3 separate regions of the Mus musculus genome follow, and all the other regions are linked to region 1. A link is a loop called in an ENCODE intact Hi-C map of the cell type or tissue named here. Cell type or tissue: heart. All regions are shown on one strand.

Region 1 (8,000 bases):
GGCACGCCCTGCAGCAGAGCTGGAGGGAGAAGCCAGCTGCTGCTGCTGACCAGCCCTGAACTAGAGCTTCCTGGAGCTAGAGACAAGGGTCAACTACTTCATCCATTCAGCTAGCAAATAGTTTATGGAAAGGCCTCTATGTGTTAGGCCCTGTATAAAACACCCAGACTAGAGAGAAGCCTAAAACCCTGTTCCTGACCAAAAAAGATATAAATAAATAAAAATAAATAAATAAATAAAAGAACTTCATGAAGATTATTAACTCAGGAGGTTGAGGGTTTCAAAAGAAAACTGCCTAACTGACCATAGCCCACTCCTACTAAACTCTAAGTGGTGTAACGGATGGCCAATTACTCAAGTTCGCAATTACCCAAGCTTATGAGCTAGAAAAATACAAAAGACAGTGGACTTCAGACTAGAATGTCAGGAGGCATTTGCCAGCCTAAGAGCTAGGCAGAGTTTGTGGGGTTGTTTGTTTGTTTTTTGGTTTTTGTTTGTTTTTTGTTTTTTGTTTTGTTTCATTTTTTTCCCTCCCGCATACCCTCCAGCCAGCAAGGAAACTTAAGAGTTCATCTCCTTCACGGAACTGCTTTTCTATCTCACAGACAGGAATCCAGAGAACCCTTGCCAGAGGGCTTCAGATCTGATCCGAGAGATTCCCCAGGTAAAAAGACTGACTGTAACCAGGGGACTTCACAGACTCGTCACTTTAAAATTCAAGGGGGGGTGGGGGTGTGCGAGAGCAGGTTCTCCAGGTAGGAGAGTTTGCTGCTATTGCTGAAGACCAAGGTTTGGCTCCCAGCACCCACATTTGGTGGCTCATAACAACCTTTAACTCCAGCGCTAGGGTGTTCAAACCCTCTTCTGGCCTCTGTAGGCACCTGCACACATATAACATGCACACACATGTAGGTTCCACCCCACCCCCACACATAAAAATAAAAATTCTTAAGGGGTCAGAGAAACAACTCGAAGTCAAGGACACTGCTCTCCCACAGGACCCTGGTTCAATTCCCAGCACTCACACAGAGGTGGCTCCCAGCCATCTGTAACTCCAGTTCCAGAGGATCCAACACACTCTCTGACCTCCATGGGCACTGCACACACACACACACACACACACACACACACACACACACACACACACACACGCAAGGGAGGGAGTAATTTAAAATAAATCTTCTCTTAGAATCTTTTTTTAAAAATTCAAAGCAGAAAAAAAAAACGATTTGATCTCAACTATCAACCATAGATATTAACAAAATGAAAAAAAACAAGAGATAAAAAAAAAACAACACTGTTTCCAAATCATAAATTTATGCCCATATTACTAGTACTGACAGGGAGTTCTGCGGCACTATGTATAATTTCAAGTAAGAACTTTCAATCAAACGTCTGTAGGTTCGTATCCAGGTCGATGTCTTGAAAGTTGCATTTGCCTGGCACTAAAAGAGGGCTCAGCAAAAGCAGGCTCCTGGTGATATGAATTATAAACAAATGTCATTTAGTGAAAAGAAAGGAGACCAGGAAGGGAAGGGCCCAGCAGGATCAAAGACAGTATTCAGTGACCCACAGGCTTGGACAAGGCTAAAAGTTCCAGAAGGCTACACTGAAAAAAAAAAACCCTACAGCCACTTCCAAGTCAATTGATAAGTTAAATTCTGATGATTAGAAAGCTGGAAACGCAAGGCCCTGGCTACAGGTTGTGAGTTTTTTCCTCCGTGTCTTGAGTAAAGCTTATTTCGTAGTTCACCACAGGATTCATGCTAAGGGAATTCTGATGGACAACTTACAGGTGCACAGAGGTTCACGTACATTCCTTCCATACACTCCTGGTCTAAGCACTTCTGCTGAGAATTACCGGGCACGCACCATCCCAGCAAAACTTGAATAGGCCTGAACACAGCTCTGAAGTCTAGACCAAATCACTGGGCCCTTTGTTTAAACAGCATTAGCTTCATTATATCTGCATACCAGCCTGTCCTCTAGCCCTCTGGCTTGGTTCTGGGTGGCCCCTGGAGCTTGGCACTCTTGAGATGCCCGTGTGTCTGGTCCCACCCTCTTGCAACCCAGAATGCCAGCAAAGTCCATTTTTAAATTCTCTCACAAGTTTCACAACCACAGGTTTGAGTAAGGAGTTTGCTGACATTAGACTAAAAATATGAGCTGCAAACAAAAGCCATCTTTTACCAGGACTGGCTGGGGTGTCCGGGTAGCACAAGACCATATTCTTGGCAGCCAGACCTCCTTAACAACTGTTGTGAGCCCCAAAAGGAAGAGAGGCCAGTCTGTCCCTGCGCTGTCAAGGAATCCCTGCCTGTTTGATGCAAGGAACAGCTTTACGGCTCTGTCTGGCTTGATGAATTCGCGGCTGAGTCTACTGAAAGTGTTAGCTATACACGTAAAGAAGGCGGGAGGCAAAAAAAAAAAAAAAAAAAAAAAAAAAAAAAAAAAACAGCCTTATTTCCCTGGAAAGATACGTGTTTCCACCCCACCCCCTTCCTCCCTGCTATTAGGAAAGGAAATGATTATTGTAGCGACTCTGAGGAGTCAAAATATGTCAAGGTGACCCAGTACAGGTCTATTGATCCAGAAGAAATGGGGAAAGGGGTTCCCAAGTCTAAGGCTGGGTGGCCACATACAGAACCGTCTTAGAAAGTCCTACCTGTTGGGCTTCTAAACCATGCAGCACAGCCCGGCCAGAGCACTCCAGGGCGCCCCTCTCTTCTCTAGCACCAAACTTTCCTTCTGGACCCCCGGGATGAGGGGTGCCTAGGCCCTGCCTATCCTGATAGGAGACTTGGTATTTAGCCTAAGCCAGAGAAGACGTGAGGAAGGATTCGTTCCTGTGCTGCAGAAGTCTCTAAATGCTCAGAACCCAAGAAGAAGGGATGAAACTGCACAAAGTATCTCCAAGAGCTTTGATGGTCAAAGTGCAGCCCAAAGGCTCTGGAGTTCCTAGCTGGGGGGTCTGGGGCCAGGAGATGGTAGACCAGGCCCAGGAGCAACAGCTGCAAAGTCACCACCGTGCTGGACCCTGGGGTGTTTTCGCAAAATATCTCCCCCGATGGAGAGAAGAGCAGGGAACCTACCCACTCTGTCCCCACACCTGCTCTGCTGCTGAGCTTGGAACACGTGGTAGCTGGGCTTGGGGCTTCCCAGGCGGCTGCAGGGACTCACTACCCAGCCGGGGCGTGCACCACTCGCCCGGGGGTCCCCAACCAGGAAGAGGCAGCGCTGCCTGGCGCAGAACAGCCGGCTGCCAGCGCCTGCTTCACCTCAGCCCTCAGCAGCAACCCGGACAGAGTTTTGTAGTCTTCCCATCAACCCGGGCAGCTTCCAACAAGCCCTACCTTTCTATGCCACCTAGCCAATAGACAAGACACAAAGAAAAAAAGAAAAGAAAAGAAAAGAAAAAGGAGGCAACAACACGCGCCGCTGTCTCTCCTTGCAGTCTCAACCTCTAGCCTGGAGATGGGAGGAAGAGGAAGCGCACCTTCTCTTCCCATCCCAACTCCGTGACCCGCGGATCCCGGCAGTAAAGAGCCCCGAAGAGGCCGAAGGGAAGAGGTGAGGTTGGAAGAAGCAGAAAGCAGAGCGAGAGAGGAGAAAATATCCAACAAAACCACGCTAACGCGCCCCCTACCTGGGTGCAACATACTTTGGAAATAGAAGATGACCAAGATAAAGGATCCGAAGCAAGTGGCCAGCACCATCCGGCAAATTCTGTTCATCCTCATCACTTCCAGCAGCGCCGGCTTCATGGCTTTGTCCTGGCCGCGGGGACCCGGCTGTCCGGGAGGCGCGTCCCGAGCGCAGAAGCGGGGACCCCGCCGCGGGGGTACCAGCACCGGGGAGGCTCAGAACAGAGCTGGCTGGGCTCCGGAGCTGGCTCCCGCTAGCTTCACCGAGGCTCTCCGAGGCCCCGACTCTGGTCTAGAGGGTGAAAGGCGCAGGAGTTGGTGTGCAAGTGTGAGGATGCGTGGCTCCGGCCGCGCGCTCCTGCCGGTCCGCCTCGCCTCTGCTCGATGCTCCGCCGCCTCCTCTGCTGGCGCCTGCGGCCGCCGCTGCCTCCTCACGGGCCGGGCGACCGGGATGCGAGAAGGAAGGTGCCGCCGCCGCCGTGCACTGGCCTCTGTGACTGTCCAGGCCCCCCTCCCTCCCTCCCTCGCCAAAAGCTACTTCATTGCGCTCCAGTGATCTATATATTCCAGGGCTGGGTTTTACCAAACGCAACTCGCAGCCCCCGGCGAGGGGAGGGCGCCGGCGAGCGGGGAGGGCGGGGCCGCGCCGGGGCGGAGCGTCGCCTCCCCCCGCCCCTACCCGAGACGTGGTCGCGTCCAGCTGTTTCCCGGGGAGTCCGGAGTGCGCAGCACGCTCCCGCAGGGTCCCAAAAGCCCTCAGTCCCTGGGCGGAGCTGGGCCGCTGTCTCGAGGTTGCGTGAACGTTTCCATGACACAACCGGGATGGGGGAAAACCATGAATAAGATGCTGTAGTGCTGCCACCCGTTCTCCGGTGTGGCGAGAAGCAGGTTAGGTGACAGAGGCAAACAGGAGCCCTGCTGACACGCGACCATTTACAATCCCTGGGCGGTTTAGCAGGGGAAGTTGCCCCACGCTCCCCTAAGAGCGGATGCCCTTCTCATACTGATCAAAAACTGGGCAGTTCCGTTTTTCTTTCAAAGGACAGCTCAGCTTGAGGGCTGCTTTTGCAAAGAGGTTAAAGAGAGCGGACTTAAAGTCAAGGTTAGGGAAACTGTTCCGGCATCCCAGGATCTGGTGACTGCCGCTGCTAGCCTTTCTGACACGTGCCCTCACCCGCACCCCTCGGGGCAAAGCGGGTTTGTAGCTTTTAAAACTGTTTCACCAAAAGGTACAGCTTTCTGTAATTTATTCGAAGTGTATGAGAATCAGTCGGACGGATGTGAAAAGACGCCCCTAAAAGTCCAACAAAGTGTTGGGAGTGGAGGCTGGGAGGGGGAGATCCAAGCCAGCTTAGCCTTGGCAGGTAGAGAGAAAGATGGCGCTGCTTACCTGCATTGTGTAAAATGTTGTTAAATGCTCAGCTCCATGCATTTGGGTGGCCAAGGATCAATAAGGTGGACGCGGGTCAATGATAAGGAGATCACTTTTATGCCAGGAAAGCAGGGTTATTGTAAAGCCTGACCTTTCTACTTTACCATTAAATGCATTTACAGAATGCTGGATTCCATAAGACATTGTACCTTTGAATGTGTCTCTTCACAGGGGCACTGATAAATTCTTGTCGAATCTGAATGTAATGGGCCTTATCCTCCCCTCACATTTGACAGACTCACAAGTTGCTTTCTGATACATGTATCCAGAAACGCCTCCAAACCTCCTCTTCCTTCTCCTGAAGTTTTCCCTTCAGCAGAGAAAGTCCGCAGGCTTCCTGTGATTCAGACAAGAGTCAATTACAGGGAGATATTTATGTAGCCAGTATTATTTTGCTGCTCCTTTATGAATGAGTTGCTTGCTGAGGTGGCCGAGATATACATGCTCCAATACAAGCCACTCCCCAGGGAGTCCCCACATGATGTGAGTAGGCACTGCTGTATAGTCTCCTCCTAGTGCACTGGGTGGGAGGATGGACCCCTTGTAGGGGCATATCCCCCAGAGGGCCTGCAGGGCTGCTCATTACAGGCGTGCCATTATCTTCTTTAACCAAAGCACGATGAAGAGGGATTTGCATGCCTTTCATTCCATCATCTTTCTGCCCAAGGCAGAAAACCACACTGTTGAGCCTGGACATTCATAATAAGCCAGTTTGGGTAGTCACACACCCAAGGAAGACGTGAGAAATGTGAGTCTTTGGGGGTTTTGGAAGATTGAGTTGAACCATGTGCCGGAGAAGGACGGAGAGCCTTGCCAGGTATCCATGCTTGCATCCTCAAAATCTGGGTTGGCCCAACATACAGAATCGGAAGAGGCTGTGCCAGTGACTTGCCACGTCTTCCAGGAAGTATCCCCTAATTTCTCACTGGGCTTCTCTTTCCTCCTCTGTGCTCCAGATCCGACCCCACCTCCAGCCACTGTGCCCTATAGACAGAACTCTCCTGAAGGATCAAGGTGACTTCCTCTCCCTCCATCCCACTCTGATACCCAGTACAACTGGCACACAGCGGGTGGAAGTCACAAATGGCGAGGTATTTATCTCTTAGACTAGGAAGGTAAGGTAGAACCCTCTCAGGTGTACGGTCATAGCCAATGGCAACAGGCTATGACCCTGCTGTCCACAGCATACTTGTAGTCAGTGGAGAGGTTCTGATTCTTAGTCCCATGTCAAGCTGTAAACTTACCAACTGCAAAGGAAGTCTCCACTTTCTTTCTGTCCCTGGTCTAACAAAAACTTATTTCCCCTTTGCCTGTGCTACCTTACTGACATTGACAAGAAAAAGGACAATCAACTGATAAGATGTGGAGAAAAAAAAGAAGATTGTATCTTTTCAGTGATGACCCAAAGTAAGACGACTGCTTCTAAAGCCAGGCTTTGGGCTTTGGCTTTAGCTCAGTGGTAGAGCTCTTGGCTAACGTGCATGAGGTCCTGGGTTCAGTCTCTGCTCCAGCGAAATAAAATAAGTCAGCTTTGTTTTCCCAACATATCTGTTAAGACAGGCACGGTTCTATGGCAATGACAGAGAATCCCTACTTTTGGTGCCTTAAAGCACTTGGGCTACACCAACAGCTGCTGTTTATCTACTGCGATGGGCAGCAGGGCTGTACCTTGGATGTGTCTTGCAGACGAGGTGAAGCAGCATTACTAGAACAGAGATTCTCACCCCTCCTAATGCTGCAGCCCTTAAATACAGCTCCTCATGTTGTGGTGATCCCCAACCATAAAATTATTTTTGTTGGAACTTCATAATTACAATTTTGCTACCGGTATGAATTGCAGTGTAAATATCTGTGTCTCCCGGTATTCCAAAGCAGCCCCAAAAGGGGTTGCAACTCAAAGGCTGAAAGATGTTGTTCTAGAATGGTGCCCTTTGCAAGGCTTGAGAACAGGGAACATCTCACTAAATAACTAAGTCATCTTAGCCCTCAGGGGGTACATGGGGTTTCTGAGCTTCATTTATTGGCCAGGACCTGTCACAAGGCTGCCTGGAATCACACCTAGGTCAGGAAGTGTGGTTCTCCTATGAACCACAAGTGGAACATGTGTGGGGAGCCGCCTTCCTGCGACTGACTCGGCTGGCTCTTCAAATCTTGTTTCTGTCATTTCTCTAGACCCCCCTTTGCCCTGGGGTGGGGGGGGGGGTATTGTTAGGGATGGCACTGAGCTCAGTACTGTGCTGGGACCTGCCTTGAACACTTTCCAAAAACAAAAATGCACTTGCAGGATTGAAAGTCTAGCATGGCCTGGGAGAAGGGGAGCTGATGGAGCAGAAAGTCCTACATATGCCACGGCCCTTGTTAAATTGATTTTTAAAAGAATGAAATAAATGCAAAAATCCATAGCTCCAGGTGGCACCTTTTGTGAGCAGCAAACAGACAAGGTGTATACCCAGTCCCTCCAGTCCCTCCAGTCCCTCCAGTCCCTCCAGTCCCTCCAGTCCCTCCAGTCCCTCCAGTCCCTCCAGTCCCAACGGGCTGAGCTCAGGCTCATGCCTGTGGATTCTGCCCACAATGTACTGTCCTGTTACGATCTTTTAAAATTGGCATGATGCCCCTTTCTGCACTTTGTTGGAGTGAGAAATGGACCCAGAGTACAAAGAAGACAGAGAGCCCTTCAGCATCGTCCAGGAAGACGGTGAATGTGTCTCCTACCAACATGGACCGGGGGGCCTCCACTGGCTCCTCCAAGGATCATTTTTTCCCCATTTGCATCTCTGCAACACCTCTGGAAACAAGGTACACTCAGTTAGCCTGAACACAGTCAATATTTGTGGAGCTGAATTTAAAACCATTTGCCCGCAGCACCAGGAGATTTAGGGTATAAATTTTCTACAGGTAGGTAAACCGCAAATACACAAGTGGGT
Region 2 (8,000 bases), 75 kb after region 1:
CACTCATGGGCTCCCACCCAGGGAGGAGGGAAGAAATGGGAATGGCTGAGCCCCGGTCATGTCTACCATACTATACTCGTGAGCGGTTCATTCCTTCAGTAAGTACATTCTAGGCTCAAAGTCAACACTTCTGACTCTTACAAAGGCTAAATGGCTGACAAACCGCAGAAAGATTTGTCCATATTCAGCAAACAGGAAGTCTGGAACCAATACAGGCAGATTTGCTGCCTATTTTTTGGTTCCTTGGTAGCGCCTCTGGCGGTGTCTTCAGAGAGGAGGAGGTGAGGCTCTCTCTGAGTCACTTCTTGAGGTCACTTAGGGAGCTGCACTGTGCTGTGACAGGCAGAGCAGCTTAAGAGAGGGAGGATTTCTTTGGGGCCCCTGTTTAGGAAGGTGCATCAAGGCAGGGAAGACCACCATGGCAGCAGGGACACAGCGGGGACTCTTCACATCTCAGTGTTTCAGGAAGTGAGTGGGAGGTGGAGGGATGCTCATCCAGGACTGGGAAGTGAAAAGGGGTAGGGGTGGGGGTTGGGGGAGAGAGTGGGGTGGGATGGGGGAGGAGGGTGGGATGGTGGGGGAATGCTAGTCCAAGGCTGGCTGCCTCCTCTTTCTCTCTTCTTTCAACCTTGGATTCCAGTCCTTGGATGGTGCCTCCCACACTGAGGGTCAATCTTCTCTCCTCCATATAATCTCTCCCTCACACACAGCCGAAGGCTTGCCCCACTCAGGAGCTGATAATCAGAACTAACTGTCACACCATCTATAAAGCTCTCTGTGGCCTTAGTTAAGCTCAATTATCTCCCCCAAAGCCGCACCTCCTATCATAACCTTGGGGGTCAAGATTTCAACATCTGAACTGGACGGGAAAGGAAGACACAGACATTCTGACAACAGATCTAAAGGCAACCGTGCAGAACACCATATCTAGCTAGATGTAGTGCCACAGGCCTGTAATCCCAACACTCAGGCACTGGAGGCAATAAACATCATGAGTTCAAGGCCAGCTCCCGGGACAGATGTCGCCGTCGCCGAACAAGCAAATCCAAAATAAAACCAATCAATCTCAAAGCATTCTTGAGGTGTCTATTAACAAAGCAGATTGTGGCCTCTAGTCTCTCCCAGCATTCTCTCCAGTACCAGTTATATCGTCCTGGCTCCTCTCAGCACCTACCTGTCACCCCTGCCCCTACCCTACCCTCTCCAGCCCTGAGAGTCCCTTCTCTTACCCTAGCTTCTCTTTCTTATATAACTCAGTCACTGTGGGTACCCGGTGCTTGCTTGGTTCTGCTCTTGACTCGGCTCTGGAACCTATCTTTGTCCCTTTGCCTTCTCTCCTCTTCCCTCTCTCTTCCCTCTCTCCTCTACCTCCCTCCCTCTCTCACTCCCCCTTCTTGTGCGTGGCCCGGTCTGTTCTGGCCATGTTCAGTCTAGACTCTTCCAGTTGCCTCTGGCTGTGCTCTCTCTCATATCTACAATAAAACCCGTCTCCCCAACCACTCCTCGGAGGGATTCTGTCCTCATTTTCATTCAAAGGCCAACTGAAGCCCCCCAGAGAGGGGCACATTCCTGCCTGAAACATGAATATGTTGCCTTGTGCAATAAAAGGTAACGAACATGCAGACATTACTAACTCAGGAATACAGAGATGGACAATCACTCTAGATTGCCCAGATGAGCTCACGTTAATAATGAGGATCCAGGTGGCTGGAGAGAGGACAACAGAGCAAGAGGTTGGAGTGACACACAGAAGAGGGTCACACAGTGAGAGAAGCCATGGTGTCTAGAAGCCCGGTGAGGCAAGCAGGCGGATGCAGCTCTGCTTACAGCCTCTACAACGGTTAAGAGAATAAACTTGACCTCTGTAAGCCACTGATTGGGTAGTGACTCGTCATGGCAGCCATGGGAAGGACATTTCTACTTCCCAGGACACATGCGGTGGCTTACTGGCTCCTCACTTGGACCCATGCAAAGTGGGATGAGAAGCTGACACTGTGACCTCGTTCTGTGTGTGCACCCTGGACCTTGACAGCGTAAGATACCTGGATACAGCCACTGCAAAAACACTTGGATGTGGCTTTCCTGGGAAACCCGCACTCACCCTTACCTGTGTCTCGTGCTGTCTCCGAGTGCCTCTCTTTCTAGTAACCCCTGTGCCCAAGCCTCTGTTGAAATCTCTCCGTAATAAAAGCATTTCCTACGGGCTCATCCTGAGAGCCTTCTCTGCCGTACAGGCAGGAATCCCACCTTCCCCTCAGTAGAGGTCCCTGCAGAGAACTCCTTGCCATTGCACAGTTAGAGATGCGTCTGCCATATTAACACTGTCGAAATGATGTTGGTTAAATCTCAAAGGGTTGCTGAAGTACTCTTCCCTTCTTTTATTATTTATTAATTTATAGACAGGGTCCCGGGTAGCCCAGGCTGGCCTCTAACTCCGTTTATAGCTGAGGATGACCTTGAACCTTGAACCTTCTGCCTCTCCCTACCAAATGTTGTAATTACAGTTGGGCCTGTAATAATACCTGGTTTTATGTCGTGCTGGGGCTCCAACTGAGAGCTTCTAGCATTTGGTAAGTACCAGACCAATTGAGCTACATATCTAGCCTTCCTTCCTCTTTCCCTTCCTCCCTCTAAGCCTCCACGTCATAGAATGGTTCCTGAGGCATACTGAGTAGGATCACAGAGAGTACCTGAGGCACACAGAGTAGGACCACAAAGAGTACCTGAGACACACTGAGTAGGACTACAGAGAGTAATACATAAGGCACACTGAGTAGTCACAAGGGTTGCTCATATAAGCTAAGACATGCTTTTGCTGTAGATGAAGTTACAGCCACATTTGTAAAAATCTTAGGCTGACAGACAGAGAGGAGAAAGGTGGATCGATACAGCCCGTAAGCACGTTCACCGCTGTTCTCACATTCTTGTTTGAGACTGTGAAGTGCATGTTGGGTATAGACCATGCCACAGCCAGTGCTGTTAACTAGGATGGAATCCATCCCTCACAGCTAGCTGGTGGGAGCTCAGACTCCCAAGTGAGGAGACCCGTTCTCTTCCCACATCCCCTTAACTTGCCCTTGTGTCTTGTTTCCATCGTCCTTTTGGATCACCTTGGAATCTAGGAACAACATGATAAAAGTCTTTGTGACAGAGACTGAGGTCACACCCGAGCAGGACAGACCACGAGAGAAATGAGCGTCACCCATGGTGCGAAGGTTTAATCCTAGAGCAGACATTCTCCAGGAAGCAGAGTCGTTCCCTTCCGTGATCACTAACCATTTTATCTGATGTTCCTGTAGGACCTGAGCCTAGAAGGGCATAGGCAGGAGCACACCCCAGCCCCCAAGTCCCAACTCCTCCTCAAAATTAGATCTAATGTTCATGTCAGTTCCCTGAGGATCTGTAGTCCCTGGACTCTGTCTGCCCCTCTCCCCAGGGTGACTGGTGAATATCTCCCCCTCTCTATCCCCCTCCCCCTCCCCTTTCCTTTCCCCCTCTCCTTCTGCCTTCTCCCCCCTCTCTCTGCCTTTCATTACCACTTCTTTCTTTAATTCATTTGTCAGGACAGTTGGGGAAGCTTTTGTGCTACAATCGTGCTACACTGGGAGGTCAAATGATGTAAATGAATAGGAGTGGTCATGCCATCAAAAACACCCACCAAATGCTTAGCTTTTCTCCTGCTTCCCTGGGCAGGAACCCCACAACCCTATGGAGGAGGCTAGCCTTACCTTCATCTTTCAGGTGGACAGAAGGGATAGCTCCCCCTGCTGGCAGGGCAGTAAATAGTCCAGGAGGGATGTGAGCTCAAGCCAGCATCTGGCAGAGATACCATGTATATCTTGCCCAAGGCACACAGCAGAAACCGACTGGGGAAGTTGAGGCAGTCAGCGAGGGTCCCAATTAAGCTTTCCCTCCGTGGCTGAGCTTGTCAGAGCTAAACTTCTGGTTTCTCTTTCCCACTGCAGGCACTTTTATTAGAGATTAAATATTAGTGATGTCTCTTGGAAATGGTTTGCCTTTTAGCTGCTTATTTTTTTGGTAAAGATGTATTTGTTATTTTTATGTTTATGAATGTTTTGCCTGCATGAATGTATGTGTATGTGTGCTTGATGCCTTCAAAGGCCAGAAGAGGGCAATCCTCTGGAACTGGAATTATGAGCTGCCATGTGGGTGCAGGAACTGAACACAGCCAATGCTCTCAACTGGTGAGCATCTCTCCAGCCCCACCTTCTAGCTGCTTTTAAGGATGATCTTTTTACTGTTGAGCTATTTTGATATTCTCTTCCCTCTTGTTGCAGAGTTGGGGGAGGGGGCAGAGCAGCTAATCCCTAGCTAGCTAGGGGGCCTTGGAGGACACTTCGAGACAAACATGCTTGGGTCTGAAATGGAGGCTGAGGAGCAATTCAACTTCCAAAGTTCAAGCAGTGCGTGACAGTTTACCAATATGAGGTTATGTCATAGGCTGCTGCCGCCACCTGACCCAGGTTCAGTGTGGGGACTCCTGTCTGAGCAGCGTTTTTCTGCGCTGCAGCCGGCACCACCTCTCCAGTTTCCTCACTTTAGCTGCAGGAGTCGAGTGTAAGCTCAGAGCTCTAGGGGGTCCTTGCGCATCTCCAAAGCACATCTCACAGAAAGAACAAAATGCCCCACAGACCTTTCTGGCTCAACAGAAGTGTTCCGAACCACAGGTGGCAAGTGTATGTTCAGAGTGCCACCTAGTGGTGATACCCAGAATTCCGGGCTGTTTTGGTTGGTTTGTTTTTTGTTTTGTTTTGTTTTGTTTTGAAGACAGGGTTTCTCTGTGTAGCCCTGGCTGTCCTGGAACTCACTATGTAGACCAGGCTGGCTTAAAACTAAGAGATCCACCTGCCTCTGCTTCCCAAGTGCTGGGATTAAAGGCGTGTGCCACCACCGCTCAGCTAGAGTTCTGGTTTTTGACATAAACCTGGTCTGGAGAAAGAGGCTCCCACTGACTCTCCCTCTGATGGTTCTCTAAGAGGAAGGTGTTAAGTGGAAAGTCACAAGCCCTACCTGGTCCCAGGACACTTCAGCGATCTCCAAGGCTTGACAGTTCTGTGAACTGCCCTCCCCCACCCCCACCCCCACCCCCGCCCCGGCCTCTAGTTTCTTCCTGGATGCTCAGAATGGTTTCTGTTTGAGGTCCAGACTGACCCAGTCTGTGGGGCATCCCCTGGAGAGGGTGGCCAGGCTCCAGGGAAATCAGCATTTGCTTCCCGTGAGAGGAAGAAAGGAGAGCGAAGTTAAAACGATCTCTGAAAACATACGATCGATAATTTAAAATACACCAAATTCTTGAAGAATACAATTCATCCCATATGGGCTATGAATTTAAATATAGCCACAACTGTTAAGGAAATTGAGTTTATAATTTAAAAACTCACAGGAATGAAGTCTCCACTTGCAGATGGCGTCACTGGAGAATTTACCAAATGTTGAAAGAGGAGTCTGCACAACCTCTCACACACTCTCCTTCCGAAAATAGAAGAGGGGGAGACACTTCTAGTTCATTTTATAAAACTAGCATGCCTGTGATGGTAAAGCGGGAGACAGTGCAAAGATCCACAGCTACAGCACCCTGAGCCCGGGCTCAACAGACTTTGAAAGCTAATTAGGGTGGGGCGGACACAAATATCCTTTATAAAGTGTTCAGAAATATGAAGAAAAGTTACACCTCACTGCCAATGGGGTTTGTTCCAGGGATGCCAGGGGTGGTGGTTTTAATAAGAATGGTCCTCGTGGGTCTTGTTGAAGTAGGTGTGGCCTTACTGGAGGAAGTGATTCTCAGCAGATGCCATGTTTGCAGATAGCAGGCTGGCAATGCTGTCTTCAAACTCACCACAGCAAAAGAAACTCTCAATATAACAATCAGGTCTGGGAAGGACACAGCATGTAAGGATGCACAGTCACCAACTGCAATTGTGTATGCAAGCAAGGAGCACACACTGAGTCCCAAGTTAAGTACAGTGGTGCCTGCAATTGCACAGCAAAATTAAGCACTTAAGTTATCAACCTACCAACGTACAGTTTGAGAGTTTTCTTATCCCGGACTGGCCTCAGTCCTCCCCGTTCTCTTATGTAGCACAAAAAGGCCTTGAACTTGTGATCCTCCAGTTGCTGCCTCCTGAGTGCCAAGACCAAGCCAGTTTACACAGTGCAGGGGATCAAACCCAGGGGTCCGTGCATCCCAGGCAAGCAACCAAGTTCCATCCCTAGCCCATATATGGGTCTTTCGTGTTGCCAACTATAAAATATTTATGAAAGGAATTCAAGAAGCTATAAATACATAAAGAGACACCTCATACTCATGATTGGCAGGTTCATCGTCGTAAAAATGTTGATTCTTTGTTAAGCTGCCAGCAAGAAGTGTTTGGCGGTGAATAAGACTATTCTAAACTTTATATGGAAAGGAACGGAAGCCAGAATAACTCAGACAACTTTGAAAAGAACAAAGCCAGAGAACTCTGTTTCCCTATTTCAAGAGTCATTACAAAGCCCAAGTGGTCGAATGTGTGCGAGGCTGGCAAAGCAAGAGACTTAGAGATCAATGGGATGGGAGCTTGAACCCAAAAGGGGACCCACAAATACACTCAGCAGGGTGTTTGTTTGCTTGAGTCAGGGTCTCATATGCAGCCCTGGCTGGCCTGGAACTCACTGTGTAGACAAGGCAGACCTCCAAATCACAGAGATCTACCCCCCACCCACCCTACACTGGGATTAAAGGCCTATGCTTCCATGCTCGCAGCTAAGTTCTGAGAGGCACAGAAGCCATTCGATGGAGGAAAGAAGACCTTTCTGCCCTGGCACAGCTGGAGATCTTGGTCTCCGTCTCTTGCTCTCCCCATCTCTCTTTCTCTCTCCTCTCAGAGCCTGGTCTGTTCTATTGGCCATATTCAGTCTGGACTCTTGCAGATGCCTCTGACTATACTCTCCTTCATATCTGCAATAAAATCCTTCTCGTCAACCACACCTAGGAGTGGTCATGTCCTCACTTTCATTCAATTAGGAAAATTAAGTTGTGTGTGTGTGTGTGTGTGTGTGTGTGTGTGTCTGAGAGAGAGAGAGAGAGAGAGAGAGAGAGAGAGAGAGAGAGAGAGAACCTAGGACTGCACACATGCAAGGCAACCACTTTCCAGCTGTAATACACCCTTTTAGCTTTTCCCCTTCAGCCACTGAGTTAACAAACCGGTTGTTTTTTGCCAGGACACAAGGGCATTCTTGGAATTTGGGACTTTCTGTGCTAAAGCCAGGCATGGTTCCCTCTACCAGAGGCATCTCATCTCTGTGTCATTACTGCTTCCTCTCTGGTTTCCCTGTTAGGTGATAACCTGGAGGGCACAACCCTGTCTTGCATTACAGCCTTAACATCCACCTCGATGTGTTAGATGCTCAATACGTATCTAGAGCTAGAAGAAACGAAGGAAGACAGGGAGGAGATATAGCCAAGTCAAGTGGCTGTCACCCGGTCTTCAGGATTTCCAAACAACTCCCTCATCCTGACTTTCAGAAAGACCCTACGCAGAGTAGAGCTCCTCGCCCTGGCTGCCTGCAGATAGGCACACGGCCTGGGACGACTTTCCAATCAGTCATGCTTTTGTCTGTAGAGTTTCTCACGGCACACCATGGGCTGGCCCTGTGCATGACTGTCCTGCACACGGAACATGATAGAAGGTGTGTGAGTCCAGGTGTGAGAAGAATGGGCTCTGGGCACAGTCGGCCTAAAGTCAAATCCCAGCTCTGTGGGTTACCTGCTGTGGGTAAAGCTTGGACAAGCTATTTTGACATCTTCTATCTCAGTTTGTTTACAGGAGCAGGGTCAGTGATGTGGCTCAGCAGGTAAAGGCGCCTGCCACAAAGCCGGATGACCCGAGTTCAATCCCCGGGACTCACATGGTGGAAGGAGAGAATCAGCTCTTGCAATGTCCTCTGACATCCATGCATGCACTGTGATATGCTTGCACACGTGCCCAGCACACACTTGC
Region 3 (8,000 bases), 57 kb before region 1:
TGGTCCAAAGGAGACTTCCCTAAGTAGCTCCTGAGCCTGCAGTGATGCGGAAGATGTCTTAGAATCCCTTCTTCTTGTTGCCAATGACCACTGGTGATGGGCCTCTGTGTTCCATTTTCCTAATAAAGAACAGCAACCCCAGGGTTAACACTCAGGTTAGGGCAGTGTGACTTGAAGGAAGATGCATCTAGAAGGATCCTTGTAATACCAGGAGCTTTGTGTGTCATTTATTCCTCTAACTAACATCAAGGACAAATAGAGGTGTTGCCATGGTCCACTGGGTCACATTTTCAGAATCAGAGAAAGCAACACCCCAGGGCTGTGTAGAGCCTGGTGACAGACATGGAAGGGTGACCTCCTGTGAATCCGCAGTCCAAGGAAACTTGGTCACACCCACGCATCATTATAAACTCTCAAGTCCTTGAAACGTGGGGCTCTTAGCTCCCTCTGTTCTTGGTCTGCATTTCAAGGGAAGGGTGAGGGCGACCGTCAAGTCTATAACCAATCATGGCAAGAATGTGGAACTAGAACTTCAATGGGTGTCAAGGACAACAGAAGCTTGAAAGAGAGTACTCAAATCTGGGTTCAGGATTCCAGTGACTGGGGCCATCAAACAAGAGTCCAACAGTAACCAAATGAATTTCATCTAACAGCCCTGAGACAAGGCTGCCTAATGTCCTCACAGTGCCACAGTCCAAAGGCATATGGTGGATGCCGGCACTATCCAGAGGAAGAGGAGGGAGCCGCCAGGGGAGGGGACAGGAAGGATTGTATGGCTCTGCTACAGGAGGCTATCCTCATAGAATATATTCTGATAGGTTGTATTCTGTAAGTCATGGGTTACTCTATCTTGTTAGAAAAGGAAAGTTGTTTGTGGCATATGTAAAGGTAGCAGGCTCAAGTGGCTAAAGAACTGGTTATATTGGGGCTGCAAAGATGGCTGGACAGTCAAGGTTACTCACTGCTCTTCCAGCTCACTGCTCTTACAGAGGACTCAGATACAGTTCCCAGCAACCACATGACAGCTCACAGCCACTCGTCCAACTCCAGCTCCAGGGAATCTGGAACTCTCCTCTGACCTCCACGGGTCCCAGGTAGCCATATGGTGCACATACATGCAGGCAGGCCCTCATACACATACAGGTTTTTGTTTTTTTTTAATTTTTAAAGAAATAGTCAGACATGTAAAGGTTTGAGTGGTGCCTGCTGGTTTTTGAGACCCATGAAGTCTAGCCAGATTCCAGAAATATAAATGACTTGTGAGGTGTCAGGTAGTGGCTGGCTCACCTCATCTACATAGTGGGAGAAAAGGAGATCTTATCAGAGGGAGCTGTGAACTAGACCTTGAGTTTATCAACTCTGCCAGGCTAATAAAGGTAGCAATCCCCCTGCCTCAGTCAGAGGGAATGGAGGAGGTGAGGCTCAGATGCCCTGGCAAGGACACTTCCGGACCAACTTCCAGAGGCGGTGACAGGAAATCTGACTCCTGAACTGGAAGCCAGAGCATAGGACCATGAGAATTATGTGTCAGCCACTTAATCTACTCAACCATAATATTCCTGGGGAGGACTGGTGGTTCTCTATAGCAATGGTCCTCAATCCTCCCAGGGCTGCTACCCTTTAATACAGTTCCTCGTGTTGCAGTGACCCCCACCATCAAGTTATTTTGTAACCACTTTGGAACTGTAAATTTTCTACTGAACAGAATCATAATGTAAATATCTGATATGCAAGATATCTGATATGCAACCCCCAAGAGGGTCACAGGCCACAGGTGGGGAACCCTGATCTAAAGAGAGGCAGATTAAAGCGCCCATGGTTCTCCAGAATTTGGATTTCCCGGGAAAGAGGGGAAGGTTGGACCGTGAGTGTAAGCCAGGGAAGGAGGTTACCCCCTGGAATGGATTTCAACAGCTCTACAAAACTTGTCAGATGACCTGGCAGCCAGAGTAGAGCATTAACAGTAATGGGTCAGTGACATCTTACCATTTAACCATGAATTTAGCCAGGACTCAGAAAATGGAACCAGATGTGGTGGGGAGGGGGGCATTGCATGCAAGTGTGCATTCAGTCACTGGATTGGCTCCTCTTCCCAATGCAGCTACATGGGATACATCTTTCCCCAGTCATTACTGATACTTATGTGTTTAATTGTGTATTATTCTATTGTCCTGGCTAGCTTTATGTCAACTTGACACAAGCTGGAGTCATCTGAAAGGAGGGAAGCTCCGTTGAGAAAGTGTCTCCATAAGATTCAGCTGAAGGACATTTTCTTAATTAGTGACCAATAGGGGAGGCCCCAGCCAACAGCAGGTAGTGCCATCCCTGGGTTGGAGGTCCTGGGTTCTATAAGAAAGCAGGCAGAGCAAGCCATGTGAAGCAAGCCAATAAGTAGCATCCTCCATGGCCTACTCATGTATCATGTAGCACACTCATGTGTCACTATACATGAGCGTAACCCAAATAAATCCTCTCCTCCCCAACTTGTTTTGGTCACGATGTTTCATCACAGCAATAGGAACCCTAAGACACCTCTTTAGGACAGACAGCTGAATCTGGTTTGACTGGCCCCAGGTCTGACCTTATAAACTCTGGTATCATGGTGACCAAAGCTTATGTGGTATCTAGAACATTCTCAGAACATACTAGCTAGCTATGTGTGGTGGCTCCAGCAAGAAGAAATCTGTGGCAGGAGGACTGCTGTGAGCTGGAAGCTACCATGGACTACCTAGTGAGTAGGTCAAGCTAGTCAGAGACAGGTACATACAGAGACACCCAGAGACGTACACAAAGAAGATACAAACTGTCTGGAAGTAAATAGTACTAAAAACCATACATACACACATAACCAGAGCTGTGCATTCTGTCACTGTCACTATTACTGTCATTCCGGGACCAGCCTGCATGCCACTAACTACACCCCAAGGAGAATCCAGACTTAGCCTGTCCTCTAACAGGGAGGAGCACTTCCTAGGGACAGGAACAGGAGAGACTAAGTCTTGGCTGATTCAGTGAGTGGCAGGATCAGTTACACAAAGCCCCTGGCCTCCAGGCTTCCTGAAGAATCCAGAAGAGGACCACTAGCCTGAGAAAGGGACAGAGGTGAGACTTGGGACAGCTTCAAGAGGCCCCAGCAGATCCTGGAACCCAGCTTTTAAAGATGTGTAGTTTGTAATGTAAGCAGGAAGACTTCTGCCCAACACTGGAAGCAGATAGGAGCCAGAGAGACAAAGGTCTTCCTGTGGCATTCTACAGGGCTAGAAACTTATCCTGCAGACACAGCATGGCCATGTTTGTCCCACTGCCATGACAGAAGCCACACAGACTGGATGGCTTCAAAAACAACAGAGTGATTTTCTCCAAGGTCTAGCTCCAAAGGATAAGCTATCATCAGGACTGGCTTCTCCCAAGGCCACCTGCTTCATGTGTCCTCACATGGCCCTTCTGCATGCAAGGGCAGTCCATATCTTCAACCCTATCATCAGTCTGTCATACAGGTCAGGGCAGACCTAATGACCTCATGACCCAACCTCTCCCCGCTACACCCTCCCACCCCCAGCCCTCCCCCACCTCCCACCCCTGTCCTCCAGTCCTCCATCCTGTGCCCACATCCCCCACCTCCCCAGCCCCTGTGCTCTTCCAGGCAAGCATTCTACTGCTGAGTTACAACCCCAGTCCCTAACAACCTCATTTTAGCTTGCATAAAAGCCCTGTCTTTTCAAACACAGCGCAGTTTTGTGTCTCGGGGTGGGGGATGGGGAGCAGGGTGCACAGGTATCTGAGAGGCCCAAGCGGCCTAAGAAGATACTGTGGAAGGCCTGTAGGAAGGAGAGTGGCATGAACAGGCTTTCCTTTTTAGGACAAGCAAGCAGTGGCTCTCAGATTGGCATGCCAGGCCACTTGGGACTGAAAGCAGGAAGGTGGAGACTTTGCAACCCAAGGAAAAGAAGAAACAGAATGTGTTTACTGGACAGAGGCCTTTTTTTTTCCCTTAAGACCAAGCTGTGGTTTATGTACTGCAAAAGCCTTGCTGTGCTCTGCTGGGTGGAGTCCCCTGGTCTGCCCTTCCGGCATATTCCCTGGCTGGCCCTGCCTGGTCACCCGTAGCTGCCTGGGCCCTGGGAACACCCAGGAGCGAAACAGGAATTGTCCCAGGAGTCAAAATCAAAACAATAGAGCTCTGGAATCAGAGCCAGCCCTGCAGAGTAGAACAGTACAGCTTAGAGGCCCCCACGGACCCATCAAGGCTCCTCTAACAAGCACCCCTCAAATAAAGCCTGGGCAGGAGGCCCATTAACACTTCACAGGGCCAGGCCCCGGGCCTTGCAGGAGAAACTTCAAAAGCACCTTCATAGTCCAATGCATCGATGGCCCTCAGTCAGGCCCATAGCCCAGGAAGTTATGGGCTGAAGTTAAGGAAGGGGCTGGGCCCATAAATTACCTATCCTTCGGCCCCCACATGGGGCTTTATTTATTGCCATTGAAGCCAACTGGGCTCCTTAAATTTAAAAAGGACCACGGCCTCTATAAACAGTATATAGAAATACCTTCCAGAAAAAAACACCAAGAGAAATTCCCCCTTCCCCATCTTAAGGAAAAGGGGGGGGGGGAAGATCCATTCTTGGAAATAATAATTCCCACTGCACTGAACCTTTTGCCTTAAGCAGTATGTAAAATCCAACTCATGGTCAGCCTCTTTTTTAAAAAATAAATAAATAAAATAAAATAATGTCAGACATAATTACCAATTTGCCCTTTGTGGAAATTAATTTCAGACATGGATTTCCTCACGTCGGTGTGGCCTGCCTAAAAGAGAAGCTAACTCATGCCGGCCAGAGAAGCCTGGCACAATCCTCTCCCCTAGACTAGAGCAGACAGACAGACATCCCCCCCCCCCAACCCCAGACTGCAGAACTCCTCCTGTCTGCCCGTCAGTGTCATAGTGAGGACACAAATCAGGCTGCCAGAGAGGTACGGATATTTCTCAGAAGATAATTAGCGGTGTAATGTCAGAGGCGTCATACATGTTATCTCCCTGGAAATTGCAAGCTGTCAGTACAGGCTGAAGAGCCCTGATCTTAAATTCTTCCGACCCAGAGCACACGATTCTTCATGGGCCCCAAGCACAAACATCAAATTCATATTATACACAGAGTTTGAACGTTTGTACAATACAACATTTGGCGCTTCCATGTTTTGTTTTACATTTCATTGATTTATTTTGTATGTATGTGTGCATATGGGTGCATGCATGACAGCACATGTATGGAAATCAAAGGACATGAGTCAGTTCTCTCCTACTGTGGATCCTGGTGCTTGAACTCAGAATGTCCAACCTGGCAGCAAGCACCTTTACCCACTGAACCATGTTGTTGGCCCACATCTTGTGTTTTGGCTTCAACCTGTCACATGAGGACAAATATGGACTCTTCTTTTTGTCTGTGCTAAAGGTTTCAGATTTTGGAGCACTCCACATTCCCTTTTTTTTTTTTTTTTTTTTGAACAGGAATCCTCATGTGGACTTGATTTTCTCGGTTTGTTAACCATCCAATCCCACTGCCCCTTAGAAACAGAAGCAGCTTTAGCCTTTACTACATCCCAGGTCTGCGTTTTAGACTCTCTGAACTCATACCATATCTGTAATGACTCTCGCAGGCAAACGGGGTCATCACCCTCATCTTACAAGGTGGGAAAATGAGACCCAGAAAGGTTAAGGACCTCACCCAACATCACGAAGGTGGAGGACTGAAAAATGGAGACCAAAACCCAAACTTGAGGAACACACTACCCACAGCCATTCATTTACATGACCTGTCCCTGGCCAACTTCAGACCCGGGACTTAGTGTCCCAGCTGGTCGCTTCCTGATGGACGGTTTCTGGTGGTTTACAAAATTCAGAGTGATTCTGGATATGACGCACTCTGAAGCCGAGAAATATCTTTTTAACAGTTCCCAAGAAGATTTTGAGATGCTTATGCTCCTAGGAGTTGAAGCTATTTCTGCCTCCCCCTATTGTCCTTCCTTCCCTCTTGTTCTTCCTGTTAACACAATAAGTACTTATGCCGGGCAGAGTTATGCAAAACATGAAACCCAACTCTAGAACTTGGGTTTATAAAAACAAGTGAAATGCTCCCATGGTTAGGAGGCTTGCTTTCCCAAACTCAAATGAGAGACTAAAACAAAATAAAATAAGCTTGTGTCAAGTAAGAATTGGATTTAAATTTTAGGAAAACATCCTGCACCCCAGACTGTAGGCTTCTTGAGGACAGAGGTTCTGTCCTTTTTTTTAATCCCAAGAAATGGCACATGATGATATTTAATAGCCATTTACCAATTTGACAGGTAAGGGTGGCGCAGTAAAGCAAGCAATCGGTGAATGGATATATGAAAGGCTATTTCTCCCAATGGCTAAGGACTGGATGATCTATAAAGAGCTCAGTCTCTATATGTTCTGAAGAGATGGATGGATGGATGATCGATGTGTAAAACTCAGAGATGAGAGGATATTTACTTCAATATTTAAATAGTGAGACTATCATGCCAGACAGTGGAGGTGAGGCACATGACTTTAATCCCACTACTCAGGAGGCAGAGAGGTGGATCTCTAAGTTCAAAGCCAGCCTGGTCTATAGAGAGAGAGTTCCAGGATTTATAAAGCAAAACCCTGTCCTAAAAAACCAAAACCAAAAGACTACCTATAAGGAATTCATTTCCTATACATTCCTACATCTGAGTCTGCTTTTTGTCCAGATACCTACTTTTAAACATTCTATCCTAGATTCAGATAAAAAGCCTGAACCAGCTGCAGCTCCTACTGGCTCTAAGACTTGTAAGGTCCCATGTGGCTGAACTATGACCTTCTCCAAAGACGGGTCAACAGATTCTGGCAACTGAACTCTCAATTACTGTGCATGTAACACACACACACACACACACACACACACACACACACACACACACACACACACACACATTGAACACAGATAATCTGTAGAGGGCAGCCCTATGTGTTGGTACCAAAACACATTTATAATCTTCTGCAGGTGTCCACCCCATTCCCAAGCAACATCCATTTTCAGGAAAGACACTTTGGGGAAGAAAGAAAAAGTGGGTGCTATGACCTTTGTAACCACTGCAGTGGTACAGGCTTCTCTCTGGCAAACCAGGCCACGGGACTTCTAAAGATGCCCCAAGGGTAGAATGAGGGAACAACCAGAGGATTAAAAAGCAAAAAGCAAATATAATTATCAATAATTTTTCTTTTCAAACATTGATAAGAGGTAAACACGCAGCAAAAAGAGAATAAAAAGAGCGGGAAGGCGCTGCTGTCACCGGTTTTACAAGGTGACTGTGCGTGAAATACATCGTGTGGAAGAGCTAAGGAAATAATGTGAACACCCCACTGGCAAACAAGGGAACTAGAGCTCACCGTGTGGTTCAATGACACATTGAGGCTCACAGAGGCAGGAAGTGGAAGTGGCCGTGTTGCCAGGATGGGGGTCTTCTGCCTCCTGCTCTGATCCAACAGACACCTTTTGATTCTTGTGAGGTCTGTCAGCTTGCACCCAGGAAGTCTCTAAACTGGGATCAGACCCATTTTCGTGAAGTTTCCAAGATTTTAAGGTTGAAGCCGGAATTTAAGCCAGTCTTCCTGACTCTGAGGCACGCTGGGTCTTCCAGATGGTAAGAGCTGTCCCATTAAAAGCCAGCCAGAGGACCCCGTCAGGGAGGGAAGGAAAGGCAGAAAACAAATTTCCCATTTCCAATGAGTCGAACATCACAGGTTTCCTTGTTAGACACAGACTTTTCTTTCAAGCTACTGTCTCAAATAGCCCAGGCTGGCCTTGAACTCACTATGTAGCCGAGGATGATCTTGAATGCATGCACCACCACACCTGGTGCTGATCTACTGGCCACTGACTTCAGGACTTTATACATGCTAAAGAAATACTCTGCCGGGCTCTATCTCCAACCCAAAACCACATGTGTGTGAGTGTGGG

The links. A loop is a pair of places that touch in the nucleus more often than their neighbours do. Peaks named below come from ENCODE experiments on the same cell type or tissue, not always from the same donor. Only the 100,000 strongest peaks of a DNase experiment are listed, where the experiment ranks them.
Region 2: it touches region 1 in a loop (2.6-fold over the local background); 7 of 42 quality-filtered maps call a loop at or near these places.
Region 3: a loop joins it to region 1, with 2.8 times the contacts of the local background. A loop is called at or near these places in 10 of 42 quality-filtered maps.

The regions. Positions count from the first base shown.
Region 1 is chr10:82,981,629-82,989,628 of GRCm38, reverse strand. Chst11 (carbohydrate sulfotransferase 11) reads right to left here and starts at 4,132. Exons shown (of 3, transcript NM_021439.2): 1 at 3,647-4,132. The coding sequence starts at 3,764. In heart, a CTCF peak has its summit at 3,654; a DNase peak (open chromatin) is centred at 4,348; H3K4me3 peaks cover 3,394 bases; H3K27ac peaks cover 2,560 bases; H3K27me3 peaks cover 2,558 bases.
Region 2 is chr10:82,906,194-82,914,193 of GRCm38, reverse strand. No RefSeq gene overlaps it. Among named protein-coding and RNA genes, the nearest start is that of Gm33781, 24 kb to the left of the region's middle. In heart, CTCF peaks have their summits at 3,776 (motif pointing left) and 4,719 (motif pointing left); no DNase peak of the experiment used is centred here; H3K27ac peaks cover 261 bases; H3K27me3 peaks cover 823 bases.
Region 3 is chr10:83,039,072-83,047,071 of GRCm38, reverse strand. All of the region lies in intron 1 of Chst11 (carbohydrate sulfotransferase 11), which reads right to left. Among named protein-coding and RNA genes, the nearest start is that of Chst11, 58 kb to the right of the region's middle. In heart, no CTCF peak of the experiment used is centred here; DNase peaks (open chromatin) are centred at 2,991 and 4,151; H3K27ac peaks cover 2,014 bases.